2 separate regions of the Homo sapiens genome follow, and region 2 is linked to region 1. Evidence: chromatin loops called from intact Hi-C (ENCODE). Cell type or tissue: endothelial cell of umbilical vein. All regions are shown on one strand. Links, peaks and the distances in the headings refer to the core of each region. The heading gives the core; the rest is flanking DNA. Region 1 has its middle 97 kb from the start of MAOA. Region 2 overlaps NDP (norrin cystine knot growth factor NDP).

Region 1 (9,609 bases), core at 889-8,888:
GCCGAGATTGCGCCACTGCACTCCAGCCTGGGTGACAGAGCAAGACTCAGTCTTGGAAAAATAAAAAAGAGAAAAAACTTCACGAAGACAAGACACATGAGGAATTGCTGACATACCTTATCTCCCCTTCTCACTTCTGATGGACAAGAGACTAGTCCTTAACAAGTTACTCTTATCTGTAAGGTCCCCCAAAATAAATGTGCGCACAGAAGACAACTATCAAGAGAACAGTTATTACTCAGAGCTCTCCACTGGGCCACGTGAAGCCTGTTGCCTAATTCTTCAAAAAGCTATCCTGATTTTTGTAAAGAAGTCAGTTGGGCATTTGTAACTTCCTGCTCTTTAGGACTTTGCTACTAAACTGGGGACCATGAATTGACAGAATAGGCATAACTCAGGAGGTTCCTAGAAATGTAGATGCTCAGGCCCTACTCAGGACTTGCTGAATCAGAATCTGCTTTGTAACAGGGTCCCCAAGTGATTCATATGCATGTTAGAGTTTGAAAAGAAGTACCCTAGGTCAGTGATTCTCAAGCAGATGCCCACTCAGGGTTTCTTGTTAGCCTTATGAAACAGAATGAGTCTGGAGATGCTAAAACTTCTCCTCAAGAGGACAGTGCCCAAAACTATGCCTTACCTTTGCAGGAACAAGATATGGAGAAGCTGGCCCTATTTTCTTTCATCAATCCCTTTAGAGATAGGGTCTCTTTTTTTCCCTCAGAAGAAGTCTGATGGCCAGTCAGGAGGAGACTTAATAGTCCTATCACCAGAGTCATTATCTAGTGTCAGTATCACTAGAGTTAAAATTATGAGCAACAGAAAACTGGTTCTCCATATCCTGGATGAGGGGCAGGGTTAGGGATGGGTGGTATAAGCTTGACTAATATGTATTTCCTGCTGTCAAGGATCTCTATTCCTTTCAGGAAAGGAAAGATGTTTTCATTCCACCCGAAAATAGTTACTTTCCTACTTTAATGTAAATAGCAAAAGGCTGAGGGATAGATGTCTGTGTTAGTCAGGGTTCTTCAGAGAAACAGAACCAGTAGGATGTGTGTGTATGTAGAGCCACTTAAGGAATAGACTCATGTGATTATGGAGGCTGGCAAGTCCAAAATCTACAGTTCAGGTCTGAATTCCTTCAGACTGGAAACCCAGGGAAGAGCTGATGTTGCAGTTCAAGTCAGAAGACCATCGGCTGGCCAGATTCCTCTTTGCTTGGGGGGAGTTGGTCTTTTCTTCAATTCAGGCCTTCAGCTGATTGGATGAGGCACACTCACATTATGGAGGGAAAGTCCACCAATTTAAATGTTAATCTCATCCAAAAACACCTTCAGAGAAACATCCAGAATAATGTCTGACTGAATATCCCGGCATTGTTTGCCCAGCCAAGTTGACATGTAAAATTAACCATCACAATCTTTCTTTGCCCACTGCCTTTCTTCGCTCACTGCCTTTCTTCATGCTCCTCTTGAGCAATGCTGGCTGCCAGAGCTGTATCTCAAGCCTTTCTTTAGAGCCTCTGTATTGCAGACTTGTCTATCCCACTGGTATTTCAAATTCACTATGGCCAAGATGTCTGATTTTTTTTCTCATCACCTGCCTACCCATAACCCCCCCCCCTTTTTTTTTTTTTTTTGGTATTCAGGACCACAGTCAATGGTATTCTTATCCAATTCATCATGTAAGGCAGTAACCTGAGAGGATCTTCAATGCTTTCATCACCTTCCCTTCCCCCATGTCCTCCTCCCCAGTGCCCTCATTACCAAAGGAAGATGTTTTAAGTACAGCAACACTTGCCTAAGAAATACCAAAACTAAATGTTGTGCGTCATTGCAACTGTCTGTAAACAGATGAAGTATTTTTGTTTTCAAAAAACTAAAACCACACTGTTTGAGTGCCCCTGGTAAGCCAAACACTGACTGGACCTAACTGATGATGCTTTCCTCACCAATGAATAATAGGAATTGAGTAAACCAACCTTGTCAGACCTATGGATTCATTCTATGTTAGCCAGAGTGCTAGTTTTTAATCCTCAATTAGTATAACCACTATGAAACCTGCTGCCTGGTATTTAAAAACTATTTTTTTCTCTCAGTGAAGAAATCAGTGCATTTCTTCAAAGGCATGCTTTCCTTTGCCTAGGAAGTTAATCGACTAAATGTCTTAGTCCATTTTGTGTTACTAGAACAGAATACCTGAGACTGGACAATTTATAAACAAAATAAATTTGGCTCATGGTTCTGGAGGCTGGGAAGTCCAAGATTCAGGGTCCGCCTGTGGTGAAATCCTTCATGTTGCATCATCCCATGGTGGAAGGCATCACATGGTGAGAGAAGGTGAGAGTGCACAAGGTACAGCGAGAAAAAGAGGGCCAAACTCTTGGGCTAACTAGTCCACCCCTGTGATAATGGCATTAATCTATTCATGAGGAAAAAGTCCTCATGACCTAATCACCTCTTAAAGGTCTTACCTCTTTTTTTTGAGATGGAGTTTCACTCTTGTTGCCCATGCTGGAGTGCAATGGTGCAATCTTGGCTCACCGCAACCTCTGCCTCTCGGGTTCAAGAGATTCTCCTGCCTCAGCCTCCTGAGTAGCTGGGATTACAGGCATGCACCACTATGCCTGGCTAATTTTGTATTTTTTTAGTAGAAACGGGATTTCTCCATGTTGGTCAGCCTGGTCCTGAACTCCCGACCTCAGGTGATCCGCCTGCCTCAGCCTCCCAAAGTCCTAGGATTACAGGTGTGATCCACCGCACCCAGCCAAAGGTCTTACCTCTTAAAGGTCCTATCTTTTAATACTGTTGCAATGACAGTTAAATTTCAACATGAGTTTTAGAGGAAACATTCAAACCATAGCACCCAATTTTGTAATTTTTAAACCTCTGGTGGTTTTATTTTATTCCTTGACATCCCTAATATTTGAATATCCAGGTCTATTGATGTTTTACCTTCTAAATATTTATCATATGCATTCCAAGTACCGTGAATCTGGTTCAACATGGACACATAGAGGGGAACTACACACACTGGGGCCTATTGGAGGATGGAAGGTGGGAGGAGGAAGAGTATCAGGAAAAATAACTAATGGATACTAGGCTTAATACCTGGCTGATGAAATAATGTGTACAACAAACCCCATGACACATATTTACCTATGTAACAAACCTGCACATTGTGCATATGTACCCCTGAACTTAAAACTTAAAAAAAAAAAATCTGGTTCAAATTGCCATGTCTTTAGGTTGTGGTAAATTTTTCCTAACTGGTTTCCATGTTGCTAACTTTATGCCTTAACTACTGTCTTAAATCTCTATGTTGGGTAGAAATTATATTCAAGATTCTAAACCACTTAACTAATCGGTGCCCTTTAAGAACTGCCTTTATTCCTCAGACATAAGTTTAAGATGCTAGGTGCCAGATCAAGAGAACCTCGTGTCTCATATTAACTCCTTGTCACCTTTAACTGAACTGCCACGTCTAGTCTTATAACTTATTTTCTGGTGGTACTGAATTACTCATAGTCCTCTGTGAAAACATGCCACAGCCTTCATGTAAACCACTCCTTGCTATTCCTTGTTTTATATGAGCTTAGTTGTAGAGGATGAATATAATTTAGCCAGGTGTTGTGTCAGGCAGGATCCCAACAGGAAACAGATGGCATACACGAATTAGGATCATTTAAGGAGGGTTTATTTACAAAGGGTTTAATTAAAGCATAGGTGGGGTGAAGAGGACTACAAGAGAGTGCAGGAACCCAAGACTAGAAGCAGCTACTACTACCACTAGGCTAGAAGAGATGAGGGGAAGGAAAGGTTGCTGGAAACTAGAATGAGAGAGAATCCTGTAGAGCAGGCCCATTGAGAGGAACAGATCTTCCGCAACAGGGCCAGGCCAAGGCAACATCACAGGAGGGAGTCCTGGGAATAAAAGCCTGAGCACATTTACCTATTTCCTTGTCATCTTGCCAACATTTTCACAGGTGCCTTTATCTTCTGGCTTCCAATCTATACAGATCAGCATCTCTGGACAGGGAGAGGTAAGGAAAAGGGTAGAAAAAGTAGATCTGGAGGGGAAAGGAAAATACCCAACGTGGGCTCATTCCAAAAACCTTGGGCCTTGATCTTTTGTTTTTCCTCATGTAAGCGCATATATTTAATCTCTCTTACTAGACTATGTCTCAAGGAAAGAGATTGCTTTACCCAGCTTTGGGTCCACAGAGCCCCAAACATAGGAAGTTTCATTGAGTTTAACTGGCCAGGTTCACCTATATCTTTTCCTATCCTTCCCTTGCCTTTGGAAGCACCCTTTCTTGAATTATTGCCTCTTGATTACCTTGTGCTTGGTGTGTCTCTCTTGGCCCCAGGCATGGTGTTACTACACTAGGCTTCATCTTGAATTGAGGTGGGGACCCTGGCAATCAAAGCCAACTTCTGCCAGATGCCCAGGAGAGTGAAGAGAAGAAAGCAGAAGGTCTTTTCCACGAGGTGGTCTTTTGCTGCCACCTTCTGGCATCCTTTCACTACACCCCAGATTCTCAGGAAATTGAATCAAGTCACACCTCCCCAGGGGAGGTGGGCCCAGGGGGAGTGAAAGAAGCAGACCTTACTCAAAGACAAGAAGGCTCAGCTGGCCCTGGTCTCCTGTTGGTTAGAGGGCAGCAAAAGCTAGCATTTCAAGAAGCAATAAAATACAATTTTTCTAGTCTTTAGATGCCGAAACCTAAACTTTGGTTTCATCCTCTTACTACAGCTCTAATTCAAAAAAAAAAAAAAAAAAAAAGAAATGCCAGCGACAGCCACCTCTTTGCCTCTCCACCAACTTCTGTACAACTGCCAGCACAGATATGGAGATATCCTACTTCTCTGCCATGCTTGGAGTGGTTGCCCAAAGGGCAGGAACTGACTTATAGGTTTTTAATTTTTTTATGTGTGGTTATATATATATATATAAACATAAAGCCATTGTAACTATTTTTAAGTGTGTAATTCAGTAGCATTAAGTACATTCACATTGTTGTGCAACCATTGCCACCATCCATCTCTAGAACTTCCTTATCATCCTAAACAGAAAATCTCTACCCATTAAACAATAACTCCTCATTCTTCCTACCCCCAGCTCCAGTAAACTCTATTCTACTTTCTGTCTTTATGAATTTGCCTATTCTAGGTACTATATAGAAGTGGGATTATACAATATTTGTCCTTTTATGACTGGCTTATTTCACTTAGTATAATGTCCTCAAGATTCATCAATGTTGTAGCATGTATCAGAATTTCATTCCTTTTTATAGCTGAGTAATATTCCATTGTATGTATATAAATGTGCAGAAAATATTGAAGGATACAATAAATAGCAAAAAATAAATGGTATAAAAATGTTAGAGAGATTAAGAAATTTTAATAACTGAAATTGCAGTTATAGTTAAACTTCCTTTATTCCCCTTCCCAATCCTATTCTCCCTCCTCCCTCCCTAAAGGTAATCACTACCCTGAAGTTGATGGGTTTCTTCCCATTTTATATTTTTATATTATATGTTTAGTTTTCCAAAACAATATATAGTATTCTCTTGTGTTTTTATATTCAATAAATAGCATACTCTATGTGACATTCTGAAGTTTCCATGTCTCACTGTTGTTTTCAAGATTTATCCATGTTGATGCATGTGGTTCTAGTGCATTTCATTTTACTGTTTTATCCTTTTAAGTATGTGCATGTGACATATTAGCCATCATCCTATTGCTGAACATTTAGGATGTTTCCAGGTTTTTTTTTTTTTTGCTGTTACAAATAATGCTGCCATGTATTATTTGTATCCTTACCACATTTCTTTGAGCACAGGCTTTTCCTGGGGTCTGGAATACATACCCTGAACTAGAATTGCTGAGCTACAGGCCATGCACATCATCACTTTTACCAGATTCTGCTAAATGTCTATTGGTACAGCAAAATAGCACTTCAAATTTGGACAGCAGTGTTTGAAAGTCCCAATTTTTCCATACTCATCTCCAATTAGTATTATCAGTCTTTTTACTATTTCTCAGTCTGTTGGATAAAAATGGTATAATGGTATCTAATTGCTTCAGTTTTCATTTCTTTGGTTTTTAGGGGAGATAAGCATCTTTAGTATGTTTATTAGTCATTTGGAGTTTCTTATCTATAAAAATTCTAAGACTCATTTATATTTTAGAGTTTGAAGGAGTTCTAAAACCTATCCGCCCAATGAAAACTTATTATGGGTGTTTACCTATTTCCTTTATGAAGGCTTATTTATGGGTGTTTACCTATTTCCTTTTAGTGAGAGAACTTCAATTTCATGTTTCAGGGCTTGCTGCCACCAGATGTCAGCACTGTACCATAATCTCAGAGCCCAGCTTTGCCGGAAACGTGTTTTCCGTGATTCAAGATGGTGGGTCTTAATCATGTTTGGTAATACAATTGGATTTCTGCACATTTGTGCAAATAACTTGTAAAAATTCAAATATACTTAAGTAAATTATATTCTTTAGAACAAAGTTTTAAAGCAAGTTGAGCCCTGAGTCTAAATATCTGCATACATATTAGATTTCTGATTTCTACTGTGTCAATCTTAAAATTAGATGGTAACAAAATGTTAAAGCCAACATCTTTCGAATGATTATGTGCAGAGAACTGAGCTAAGCGCTTTTGACATATAGCCACGTGATTCTTACTGCAGTTATGTAAGGCAGGCGTCCTCACCTCATCTATCAAAAAGGGATAACTGAGACATAGAGAGGTTAAGTCAGTTGCTCACTAGCACACAGCTAGTTAAATGTCACATCTAAGGTCTTTCAACACAGGCAGGTTGCTTTCAAAGTCTGTATTCCCTGCTATTATGCTACTCTGGCTCTCAACATATGGAATTCTGCAATCAGCCTGTGTCCAAATCCCCTAGGGAGTTTGTGCTTAGGGATAAGAATAAACTTGAGCTAACAAGGGGGAATCCTTTCTAAAACTGTCTCCTGGTGGTGGAGGCGCATCTGCTTATTTCTGAGGTCAGCTGTATCTTCTAGTAAGAAGGCTTTTTTTCTTTTTTTAATCTTCCTTCTTTCAAAATCAGTTTCTAAAATAATAACCCAATTTTTTTTTTCACTCTGCCTCTTGGCAAACTTTCTCTGAATTTTACAGCATCCAACAAAAAATACCTGTGTGCTAATGCTGTATGTGTCAGGGTATTTTCCAGCGTATTTGCCACCTTCCCGTTAGTACCTATGCTCACAATATACCTTCACTTGGAAAGAAGACATTGCCTTGTCTCTCTGCTTCTTATCTTTTGTGCTCACAACAGATTAGCACCAGGCGGATAACAGATATAAGAGGGTGTGGTCTAAATACTAGAGAGAAGTAGAGACACCTGACCCCTGCCTTCAAGCTTCGGAGTGCTCACTCCTCACTTTTCACCCCCATTGTCCAGTCACTGTGTTTCACTAAACATGGGGCAATATGATCTCTGCATGGGTAGCAAGAGTCTGTCTGTGAGCTTCTTGCCTCTGCTCAGTGGAGCTAGGGGTCACCAGGTTTCCCCTTCGATGAAAGATCAAGAAGTCTCTTGGGAAATAACTCCTCCAAACAAAGTGGATTGTCTCAACTGTCCTTCCTAATAACAATGCCCATGTTAATCGGGGTTGGGATGATTTTGAGTATTAACATGTCCTACTGCTCAGCCAGTTCTCCAATCTAATCCCCACTGACTGACGCTGAAGTCCTGGGGTGAGAAAACTACAGGAAAAAACTGGCAGAATAGCTGCATTGAAATGCTTTTACTCAGGATCTAAAACAGTGCAGCTTTGTTTTGGAGTAGCATTTAAAATGCCAAGATGAGGAAAGAGGAATTGTCTCTGCTTCTGAGGAAAACATAGCCCAGATATGGTAGAACAAAGGCTCTAAATAACCCAGTGAGTTGCCCTGTTATGTTATCTCACCCGTGGCAGTGCCAAGGCTCTCACCTATGATGACAGAGTTGTTATAAACTGAAGGACATTGCCTCTTGAGGGCATGGGTGGCCTGACATCTCAGCTACAGGGAAACACAGCAGAAAAAAGAAATGGCTAATGCCATGGAGTGGCAAAAAGAAATATTTCTGTGGGCTCAGGCAAGGTGTCCCTTGGAGACTCCTAGAAATAGTGCCTCTGTCCTTTCCTCTCCCTCCACCCCAACCCGAAGATCTTACTTTAGCAGGCATGGGAAAAAGATTCAGAGAAATATTACTGATGATTGTGATTTGTACAAGTCCATATTCAAATGAAATCCCCAGGAATCAAGACAGATCATACAAAAACAAATTAGAGTAATTTTCCCTTAGGAGTTCTTGTTGGGGTGTTCAAAACATAGCTTTACAAATCAACATTTTCTGATCACATTAGATTCAGGGAAAAAAAATAATGCCCCCCCAAGTACAATGCCCCAAGCTGCTCTTGTCCTTCTTCTTCTTCTTCTTTTTTTTTTTTTTTTTGAGACAAGGTCTCACTCTGTCACTCAAGCTGCAGTGCAGTGTCACAATCATGGCTCACTGCAGCCCTGATCTCCCAGGCTCAGGTGATCCTCCCACCTCAGCCTCCTGAACAGCTATGACTACAGGCACATGCCACCACACCCGGATAATTTTTGGTATTTAATATTTTTTGTAGAGACAGGATTTTGCCATGTTGTCCAGACTGGTCTCGAACTCCTGGGCTCAAACAATCCACCTGCCTTGGCCTCCCAAAGTGCTAGGATTACAGGCATGAGCCACTCCACCCAGCCCTCTTGTCTTCTTAGATTCATATTAGCAGAGAGTTTAGCCCCTCTCTCTCTAGGTTTTCTTCTTTGTAACAAGCACAAGAATAGTGGTTTAGCCAATCCTACAATCCTAAGGGTCCACCTTGCTGCACCCTGAGGAGGAGAAAAGCAAAGAAATTGCTTGGAACTCCAAAGGGTTCTACTTGTCTTGCCCTTGTGGGGGCCAAGGCCCTCACTGAAAAATCATGGACATGAGGCAGATTGATTAATAGGAGAAAAGGCATACAAATTTATTTAACATGTATACATGGGATCCTTCAGAAGGAAGATCCAACCCCCCAACAGAGTACAGAAGTTTATCTATTATCTCGAGGCAATAGAAAGAATGCAGGCTCAGAGCATGGCCCAAAACAGATATGTTGGTAAATCAGGTTTTCGTGGCAAGACAGGTCATGGGAGTGAGAAAGGAAGAGGTTTGGCTAGCAAAAGTAGTCTTGTTATATAGATGAAGCCTCATAGGTAGTAGCCCTCAGAGGGAATAAATTGTAAGTGTTTCTTTTCAGACTTTTAAAGTTATCAGACTTTTAGTAGACTTCTTCCAGATCCAGGAAAAGCCTAGAAAGGGAAGGCCTGGCTGCTTTAGTAGAGATTCTCTACAGATACAAATTTCTTCCATCTCAATCTTCTGGCTCTATGACAGCGATTTCAAAATTTGTCAAAGAAATATATTTTGGGGTAAAATATTTTGATTTCCTTTACCATGCAATTCAATTCTGTTTCTATTAAGTGACCTGTGATAGCTGAGGTGCTCTCTTTGATATGGTGCTAGAATCTCCTTTTACCCATATTACAGATTATCTCACATTTGCC
Region 2 (9,609 bases), core at 796-8,795, 400 kb before region 1:
ACCCCCCCACCACCCCTGCACTGGATTAGACACATGAAATGTGCCTATCTCTGAGATGAAAGGAGCAAGAACTGCTTCCTCCCCACTGACCTTTTGCCTGCCCATCCTTGGAGATACCTGGAGTTGGCAGGCTGGAGGCCTAGCAGCATTTGCAGTCAGTGCCGCTGCCTCTGGGTCAGCCCAGGCTTGGCTCCTTGGCTGCTACTGATGTGCTGCCAGCTAGGAATATTAAAAACCATTCATTGAACGCACAGGATGCTTTATAAAATCCAACATGCTGTTTACAGTTTATAAATTAACTGCCTTGGGAAGAGGCATTTGACTTATTCTCCAAGGCATCTAGTTGACTAGATCCAATTGGAATCCTTTGAGTTCCTGGGAAGGGGCTACTTAACACTTCACACTTTCTAAATTAGACCTAGAGTTTCTTGCTTTTCTGATCCTAGTACTGTATGAAGTTTTATCTAGGGTTATCTAGCAAGCTTTCTTCCACTTATAAATCTTTGATGTTTTTGCAATTTCTTTGATAGAGGCTTTATGTTCTACTATCTTCACTTTATTTATGCTTCATACCATAATTTTTTAAAAAATTACAATAAATATCAAGTAATTCTGGCTGATATACTGACTCCATTCCAAGGTCATTATATTTTATTTGCTTAACTTGGTCTTCTTAGAAATGATGCAATGAATACTGGATACAAATTAGATGTTCAGAGAGTTTATCAATGTGTCTAAAAACCATCCAGGAAAACAACAGGCCAAGACTCTGCCTGCAGAGTCAGTGAGCTAGAAGAGGGATCGAGGATAGGAACTATATTTTTCCCCTGACCCTATCTCTTATCTGCTAGAGCAAAAGGAGACACACAGTAGGTGCTCAATAAATACATGTTAAAAAATATTTGTTGAAAGAAGCCACAGAAGGGAATATCAGTATACATTAGTATTGAAAACAGCCTAGGGGGAAATATGGATACTGAAGCACCACCCTCCTGTGCCTGGCAAGCAAGGCAAGAATAAGGCCATTCTTGGCACATACCACTTAGCCTGTTGCTGAGATAACTTGCGTGAAACCAGCACTTTACCCTCTGCCAGCCAGAAGGTCAGCCCAAGAGTGAGCTGATCTGTGGGCACAACACCATCTCTCACCCAGGAGGCTGGGCCCGCTGTAAGCTCTGCTATATTATTTCCCTGAGGATGACAGGTGGGGAAATCTGGGCACCAGTTGTTCTTTTCCACTGGTATCATTTGGAAGGTAGCTCCAAAGTCGGGCACGCCAGCCTACGTGCCTCTCCTGCCGGCAGAGGCTCCACATTGGAGCTATTAGAATGTGGGCTCTGTACGTCGGCCAAGTCCATGTCTCAGAGACTGTATCCAGAGCATAGCGTGGCCACAGGGCTACTGAGTTCAGCAAGAGAGTCATTCTCTTGTTCAATCCATTATTGCCTGGGCCAAGGTTCTAAGTCTTCGTAGGCAGCATTTGATTTTATGACACGTCTTAAAAAATTAAGGCAAACTGGAATTAATTTAGTTTTGAGAAAACAACAGAAGCTGCTACAAGGCAGAGATAATTCTAGGCTGCCAGAAAGTGGTGATCTCAGTGGTGTACATTTTCTTAATTCCTGATTTTCCTCTTTGTGAGGTCTTCCTCCCACTCCCATACTTTGCACATTCTCACCTATGCACACCCTGAGCAACACAATGTTGACAACTTGACTTAGCATTGCTCTTTTCTTAAGCTTTGTTTTCATTTCTTCTTCAATACAACAGTGTTGGTTCATTCAATTTGAACACTCAAGGCAAAAAAAAAAAAAAAAATCCCAGGTTATGTTTTCAGAATCTTACCTTTTTGTTTTTGTTTTGAGGGTTCTGTGAGTTTTGTGGCATATTTACATTGTTGCTTACATTCTTATTTCAGAATTTAAGATAAAAACTGGGCAACAACTCTCACGTTTTCTGAGTGTGTTGAAATGAAAAATCTGTTTCTTAGAATTAATGGTAAAGCAACATTTCCTGTCAATCTTTCATTCTTTAATATTACTTCTGGGTTCAGCTCACCATCTCTAAAGAGAAAGCCAGATGATCAAGTTACATTGTATGTGACATTAACTATCTCTTTATCTGTGTAAATGTCATAATATCTGCTTGCAAAGTGTTTTATTCATTTTTAGGAAAAAATTTTAAACTGTGCTTGCAATTCAGGATGGTGCTACTAGGTGGCAGTAATGTACAAGAACTATGTGGTCGCCCTGGAAGAGTATTTGACTAAGAGACTAGCATGCCTTCCCGTAATTATAAGAAATAAAAATATAATATTTTTAAAATACTCAAACTGGCACAAACAGTAAACATCCATTAACTTAGTTACCATATTTAAGCTGAGCTTTTAAAAGAGAAAGCCTTATTTTTTAATGAAATTTTAAATAAAGTATACATTCACAAGCTCAAAAATCTAAAAATACGAAAAGATATATAGTGAAAAGTCTTTCTCTCATGCCTGTCCCTCAACTACCACAGGTAACTAATTTTGTTAGTTTCTTGGGTATCCTTTCAGAGCTTTGCTATACAAATATGTGTTTTTATCTCTCTCCATTTTAACTCAAATCAATACATAGAGTTTCTGCATCCTTCCATATATAGTTGGTTAGTATATTGTTGTGTGAACATTTTAGAATATAATTAACCAGTCCCCTATTAATGGATATTTCATGCTGTTTCCAATTTTATGCTATTTCAGCCATGTGCTCATGTGATTTCACATGTAGGATAATTCACAGAAGTGGAATTGCTGGGTCTAAATTATATACATTTGCATTTTTAAAAGGTATTGCCAGATTGGCCTCTACAGAGTTTGGACCAATTTATACTGAACTTTCTCCAAAATGGACTTGTTTTCCCACAGCCTTGCCAATAGGGTGCATGATCAGACTTCGGAATCTTTGTAAATCTGATTGGTTGAACAATGTATTTCAAAGTACTTTAATTTTCATTCTCTTAAATGAGACTTTTATTCTCTTAAATTCTCTTCTATCTTTAAGGGCCCTTTATATTTCCTTTTTCTGTGGAGAAAGTGGAAATGCCAATAAATACAACGATGCATACACATGTATAGGGTTTTGTTATTGATGTAGCTTGTTTTTGCCATCATGCTGTACATGATGTTCTTTAATTTGCTTTGCTCATTTAACCATACCTCCTGGCCATGGCTCTGAAGAGAAGTTGCTGGCAGTGCAGAAGAAGGGCCAGGACTGGAATGTCTGCTTCTCTCTTCATCCTTTTGCCATTGACTCCTGGGGGAAATATCTGTAGACCGAAGCAGTGAAATCTAATCAATTCTCTTTCTGACACTAATTAAGGCTTCAAAGAGACAGATAACCACTTGGGATAATTTAGTCACAGTGAAACTTGGGAAATGGTCAGTAATATTTCATCCTCTGAAAGTGGACCCCAAGAAAGTTCTGGCTCTTTGAGTTGTTGTCTTGGTAATTTTCAGGGTAACGTGTATAGGAAAACCCAGATTATGCAGATGAAAAGAAAACAAACATGCTCTTCTGCATCCTTTGCAGATTTGAAACTTTGGGCACAGGTTTGATTTATTTCAATGAGATGTTGCTATTAGCATGAACATAAAGTGGTGCAAAGTTGTGCTGGAATATGGTCTCGTCAACTTTGGGCTCACTGTCTGCATATGGAGATGATAGTAACTGAATCCATAGTTATCAAGTGGTGGCATTTTAGAACACAAAGGGACAGCAGATGCCATCTCTGTCAACTCCTTCCCTCTACAGATGAGGAAACTTGGGCTAGAGGAGGTTGAATGACTTGTGTAAGGCTTCCCCAGCTAATTAATGGCAGTGCCAGGACTCAAGTCCAGGTGGGTTCCCTCATTACTGGTCCTTGCCCTTCCTGCAATTTATAGGACTTCCCTGAGGCACATGTGCTGAGGCTTTGCTATTGCCAGGGATTCTGTGCTCTGAAACAGCCCTATCTCACACACCCCTTTCCACTTAGGATCCCCTACCTCACACTTCCAAGACAGCTAATTGAGGCTAAATGGGTCTGATGCCATTCTATTAGTGCAAAATAAATTGGCTTATGCCAACTTGAACTCCTAATCTTGATTTTATCAACACTTTGCCCTGTTTATTCAGACTGTTCATGAGTAGGAAGTTAAGGAAAATGTTGCCTATGAACAAAATGATCAAACTTTTATCTGAAATACCTTTGAAAGTTTTCCCGAAGCTTTAATTATCATGTTCCTTTTGTTTTGGATGTAATAGCAGGCCCTCCCAATTTTCCTAAATGTTTGAAAATATTTTTGATACTTTCTGTCTTCTGTTGTGGTTAAAAAAAAGAAGGCACCAGTGTTGGCTATGCCTGGGGAGTTAGTGAGGTAATCTGGAGAGATCTCTGGACCCCAGTCCTTTGTCCAAGAGGTATGGTCAAAAGAACAAAGCAAATTTCAGAAAAACCGGTATAATATGATCCTATTTTAATGGTAAGTCTGTTCCAACAACTGCTTTCTTTTTCGAATTACACCATGTGCCCAGGCTACAAAGGCTCTGCAGAAATGTGACTCTGTTGGCAAATACGCGTGTGATACCTTAACCATGCTGGAGGCCAGTTAGCATAATGTGTATTTCAGATGCAGTTTGTCATCAGTGCTGGGTGCTATGGGGCTTAAAACAAAAACAGGATGAGCCTAGAGCACAGAAGTGGAAAATTAGGTGGGTGGGTGAGTATGGACTTGGAAATGGAAAATGTGCTTCCCTGTGGGACATGGCTTGTGTTCATTAGTGCTGACCTGCCTCCTCTCTAGCCCTGTAAGCTGACGCTGACACCAAAGCTTGCTGAGAAACTGAATAGACCCTCCCGCCCCGACCAACCAAGGACAAAGATGAGACCACCCAATTCGGTTACGTTGTTGCCAGAACAACATGTTTAATCTTTAACATGGGTTCAAACTATTCTTGGCCCTAGGAACATGGACTTCAGCAATTAAAGTCAACATGTGCTTCCATTAAACCATTGTGTCCACCTCCAAATGGTTATAAATATGTAGCATAAGCTATGGGAGTTGGGGTGGAATGGATGACAGCCTTTGCTAATGACGCTCTAGAAACCAATATTCTCCTCTCAAAATAACATGGAAAAATTCTACTTAATACCTCCTGGGTTCCATTAGTGGTTCTGGGTAAATAATTCTGGGGAAAGTAATTTCTGTTTTCATTCCAGCTGTGCAGCAGATACTGTGATGATGGATTGCAAGTGCAAAGAGTAAGACAAAACTCCAGCACATAAAGGACAATGACAACCAGAAAGCTTCAGCCCGATCCTGCCCTTTCCTTGAACGGGACTGGATCCTAGGAGGTGAAGCCATTTCCAATTTTTTGTCCTCTGCCTCCCTCTGCTGTTCTTCTAGAGAAGTTTTTCCTTACAACAATGAGAAAACATGTACTAGCTGCATCCTTTTCTATGCTCTCCCTGCTGGTGATAATGGGAGATACAGACAGTAAAACGGACAGCTCATTCATAATGGACTCGGACCCTCGACGCTGCATGAGGCACCACTATGTGGATTCTATCAGTCACCCATTGTACAAGTGTAGCTCAAAGGTAAGACCAAGGTCTCTGTGAGGAGAGCATTTCCCTCAGAAACAGGCAAGAAGCCATATTTCTTTGTCAGGGGATGGAGAACTAAGATCATAGCCCAAACTTAAGTGATGTGGCTGGCCCACAGGGCTTGTGGGAGAATGAGGCTTTTAGAATTTCCCCCCGTGCTTTGCACTGTTATCAGTAAAAGTGCCTAATCAATCATGTGCACACCCATCCAGTGGGACAGGTGTCCTTTGTCCCTGGCTGTGATGTTTATGAGTGGTAGTGTGCTTTTCCAAAAAAGAAAAATGGAGTTTACAAGTCATCATAACTCTCTAGCTCCATCATCAATAAAGAGGAAGAGAATGCAAAGAATGCGATTGAGCAGTGGAACATACTTCTTGGAGGGCTCTTTAAAGAGATTCTTGGTGAAATAACTGGCTTTGTGGTCTGAGCCTTTCTTCAGGTGCTACATTTCTGTTCAAATGATTTCAAAAGATAAGATGGCAATATGATCATTTATCATTTTTACATTGCTTATCCAAATCGTTCTCATTTGGAAAAGGATGCATGTTTCTTGCAGAGGCAGTCCGTGCCTCAGTGGTGTGCAAGGGAATATCATGCTTAAAAGGCCACCAAGAGTGGCCAGCTACATGGACCACCCAGAAGGGAGGCACATTGTAGGGTGGAACATACGAGATCTCACGACTGTCACTGCCCCTAAACAGGCACAATGAATGAAATTTGTCCACACTTGGTAAATAATAATTTGTTTAGCCCAACCTCAGAGATTTTTACATTTAGTTTTGAGATGAAAATCACTTAAACATTCTCGTATGGCAAGTAATTTTTGAAATTACCAGTATAATTAAGAATTTTTTATAGTATCAATCACCAGAATTAAGACCATATAAGCCAATCCCTCCACTCTCCATTCAAAAACATTATGACTTTTGTATGCCTTGAAAATTTCCATTAATTTCTCTGATTATAGCTCAGTGATGATGATTCATTTTAGTTTAGGAGGATCAGAATTCGAGTTAAATCATTTTAACCATTATATTAATAAGATCTATGACTGTGGGAAAAAATAGAGATTTTCCACTTAATAAAAACTTTCTGGCTCTTATTTGTGCTTGTAGAACCAAAAAAAAATGGAGTAAATAGATGAACATAAATTTTTGCAGGGCCACAATTCCTTCTTAGGAAAGGGAAACTAAAACAAATTGAGAAAAAACATGAGAAGTGCTTTTACAAGTGTGATTGCTCAGAAATTGTGGGCCCATGTAAGGTTGACTGCAGCAATTATTAGTTTCTCCTTCCCTCCCCCTTCAGAAACAGACAGCATGAATATTTAGTGATTTTATTCCATGGATAATTTCTTTCCGTATTGAGTTGTCCTCCATAATCGTGATTCTTTTTTAAAAAAAGGAATTAAAATTATTTCAAAGAAAGTGTCACTATGATGATAGAAAGGAACAAAGAAATAGGAGCATCTATAAAAACTAGAAAACAATCTGGAAAGACTGGACAAAATGATGGAGGAGTACTTTGGCAACAATCACATTAATCTAGCGAAGGTCAAAGAAGAGACATCATGAACTCAAACCGAAGAAATTCACATGTGAATTCTGAGCATGAGTCTTAGAAACAGACTTTAGTGTACTGTTATTCACCTTTGTTTCTTCCAGAAAGCCATGGCAAATAACAGCGCAAAATTGTGATAGCAGGAGAAATGTTTGTAATTTCATGGGAACAATCTGTTTTCAAACATCCCAAACTATCCCAAATATAGCAATAGTTTTATGTAAATGGTGCTTGCAATTATAAACCTTTCTTCCCTGGCCATAAAATATGCCTGGCAAAATCTCAACTACCCAGACCTTTTCTAGGTTAGATTTTTCTCTATGTATCCAGGAGCAAAACTGTTTTCATTTGGAAATGTTCTATAATTCTTAACTCTTACATTCTCGGGCTGATCTTTTCTCTAATGGGTCTCACTTAATGAAATTGTTTGCCTTTAGAGACTTGGATAAAACATTTAGCCTATGTCTAGAAAAGAGGCAACAACAATCTACCCTAGCTTCTTTTTACAAAGAAAAGACTGGGATAGATTTTTTTGTCTCTATAAAAATTATCCCTTGACATCATGTTCAAGGGTCATTATTTATTAAACATGTGCCTACTGTTTGCCTGCCAATTGTTAATGCTTTCTGACTCACATTTATCCATTATCTGGCCTTGTAAAGGCAAGAAAGGGAGAATGTGACCCAGGCTCAGGGAAGGGAGTGTACCTGCTTGAACACCTAATATATGTGTCAGGCACCTCATATTGTATATTATAATCATTGCCAAGAAACCTGTGATGGCAGGCATTATTATTCCCATTATCCTGGTAAGGAAAACTGAAGCCCAAAATAATTAGATTGCTTGATATCATATAGCCAGGGAGTGGCAATGTCTGCCTTACAGCATTCATCTTCCCACTACTTGGATCTTCATATTGGAGGAACACAAGTAGAATGTAGGAGCCATCACATAGAAGTTCAGGCTCTGCTTCTGATCTGCTGGCAGTAATAATTTATACTCAGCAATGTTTCTAGAAAAAATAAATAATAGTGAAAGCCTTTCTGGGAGCTTTCAATGAGACTGTTCATCCCAGCCCTGAACTTGCAGCTGGCCAGTCCTAGGTCCCTGCTGCCCATCTCCTAGCAATTCCGGAAAGGACTGAGAGGGAGTCAGGCAGAAAAGACTGGCCACAGTGGCCCACCAAAGAGGACAGTGTGGCCACAGATTAGGATGTGCCTGATAGTTTTAAGTGGTGGCACCTCCTGGGTTTGGGTACAAAAGATCCTGGGAGTAGCAGGTTCATTTATAATCTTCATGGAAGACTAAGTTTCTCTAAAATTTGGAGTAAAGGCTGTAGAGCAAACAGGCAAAAGACCAGTTGATAGTGGAAACAGACTGCCTGGTGGAATCTCTATGAGAACTGAGGCATGCCAGGCTTTGAAGTGAGAGAGACCTGGTTTCCAATTCCAGCTCCATGGCTTGCCGAATGAGTGACTTTGAGGAAGTTCAGTAACTTCCTTCTTTGTGCCTCAGTTTCTTCCCATGCAAAATAGAGCTGTCTACCTGAGGGTATGGGTATGGGTGTTGGTGATTTGTAAAGCATCCAGCGGTGTCCAGCACATAATAGCCATTTAATAGAAGATATTATGATCTTGATGATAAAGTTATAAACTAAGCAGGTGTTTAGACTCAATTTTCTATTTCAGTCACAACTGAGATCTCAATAACTGCTGGGATCTCCTATAGCCTTAAAAGATTAGGAAAATGAACCTTATTGTAGTTCTTGTTAAGCACAGGGTGGGGCAGAAGAGCAAAGTAAATGTAAGCCACTGTGCTGGGTGCTAACAGGGAGGATAAAAGTAAAAGAGAAACAGCCCCGATATCTGTCTAACCTTCCTTCCCAGATGAGTGGAGGAAGGAGGGGCTGGAGGGGGATGAGTTTTGGACTTGGGCCAGGGAGGGGATTTCAGGAATGGAGGGTGGGAAAGCAAACTGGCAGGGAAGACCTGGAAAGTCTCAGTTGGGTGAGGAGTGGGGGATGCTGGCCCCAGGCCAGGGCATGGAACCAGGGCATGACTATCTGAACCGGTAAGGGCCACAGGAGCAGGTGGGGAACTGGAAGAGCAACAACAAAGGATAAGGAGGAAGAGGTTTGGGAGACAAAACCTAGGAAAAGAGGACCTGGTATGCTAAGGGCTGAGTCCTAACAGCTTCCTAACAGGACCCCCAAGCCATCTTCTACTGCTACCCACCAAGCTCATGGTGTGATAGGAGAAATGGAGGGAGTCAGGAAAATTGTGTTTATAATACAATAGACTTCTTGAGAGATATAATTTGATTTTTTTAAAAGGAACAAATTTATACTGAGTGCCTACCATGTCCAGGTGCTGTGGAAGGTGCTGGAGACTCTAAAGTGGAAAGAAAGAAAAAAGAGACAATTTTTTT

What was found. Peaks named below come from ENCODE experiments on the same cell type or tissue, not always from the same donor. Only the 100,000 strongest peaks of a DNase experiment are listed, where the experiment ranks them.
Region 2: a loop joins it to region 1, with 6 times the contacts of the local background. A loop is called at or near these places in 7 of 110 quality-filtered maps.

The regions. Positions count from the first base shown.
Region 1 is chrX:43,554,756-43,564,364 of GRCh38, reverse strand. No RefSeq gene overlaps it. Among named protein-coding and RNA genes, the nearest start is that of MAOA, 97 kb to the left of the region's middle. In endothelial cell of umbilical vein, for the core only: CTCF peaks have their summits at 4,568 and 6,346 (motif pointing right); DNase peaks (open chromatin) are centred at 4,494 and 6,354.
Region 2 is chrX:43,954,479-43,964,087 of GRCh38, reverse strand. NDP (norrin cystine knot growth factor NDP) reads left to right here. Exons shown (of 3, transcript NM_000266.4): 2 at 5,236-5,616. The coding sequence starts at 5,443. It overlaps NDP-AS1 (NDP antisense RNA 1), which reads right to left. Exons shown (of 6, transcript NR_046631.1): 3 at 9,540-9,572; 4 at 3,194-3,303. Among named protein-coding and RNA genes, the nearest start is that of NDP-AS1, 9.6 kb to the right of the region's middle. In endothelial cell of umbilical vein, for the core only: a CTCF peak has its summit at 5,426 (motif pointing left); a DNase peak (open chromatin) is centred at 5,397.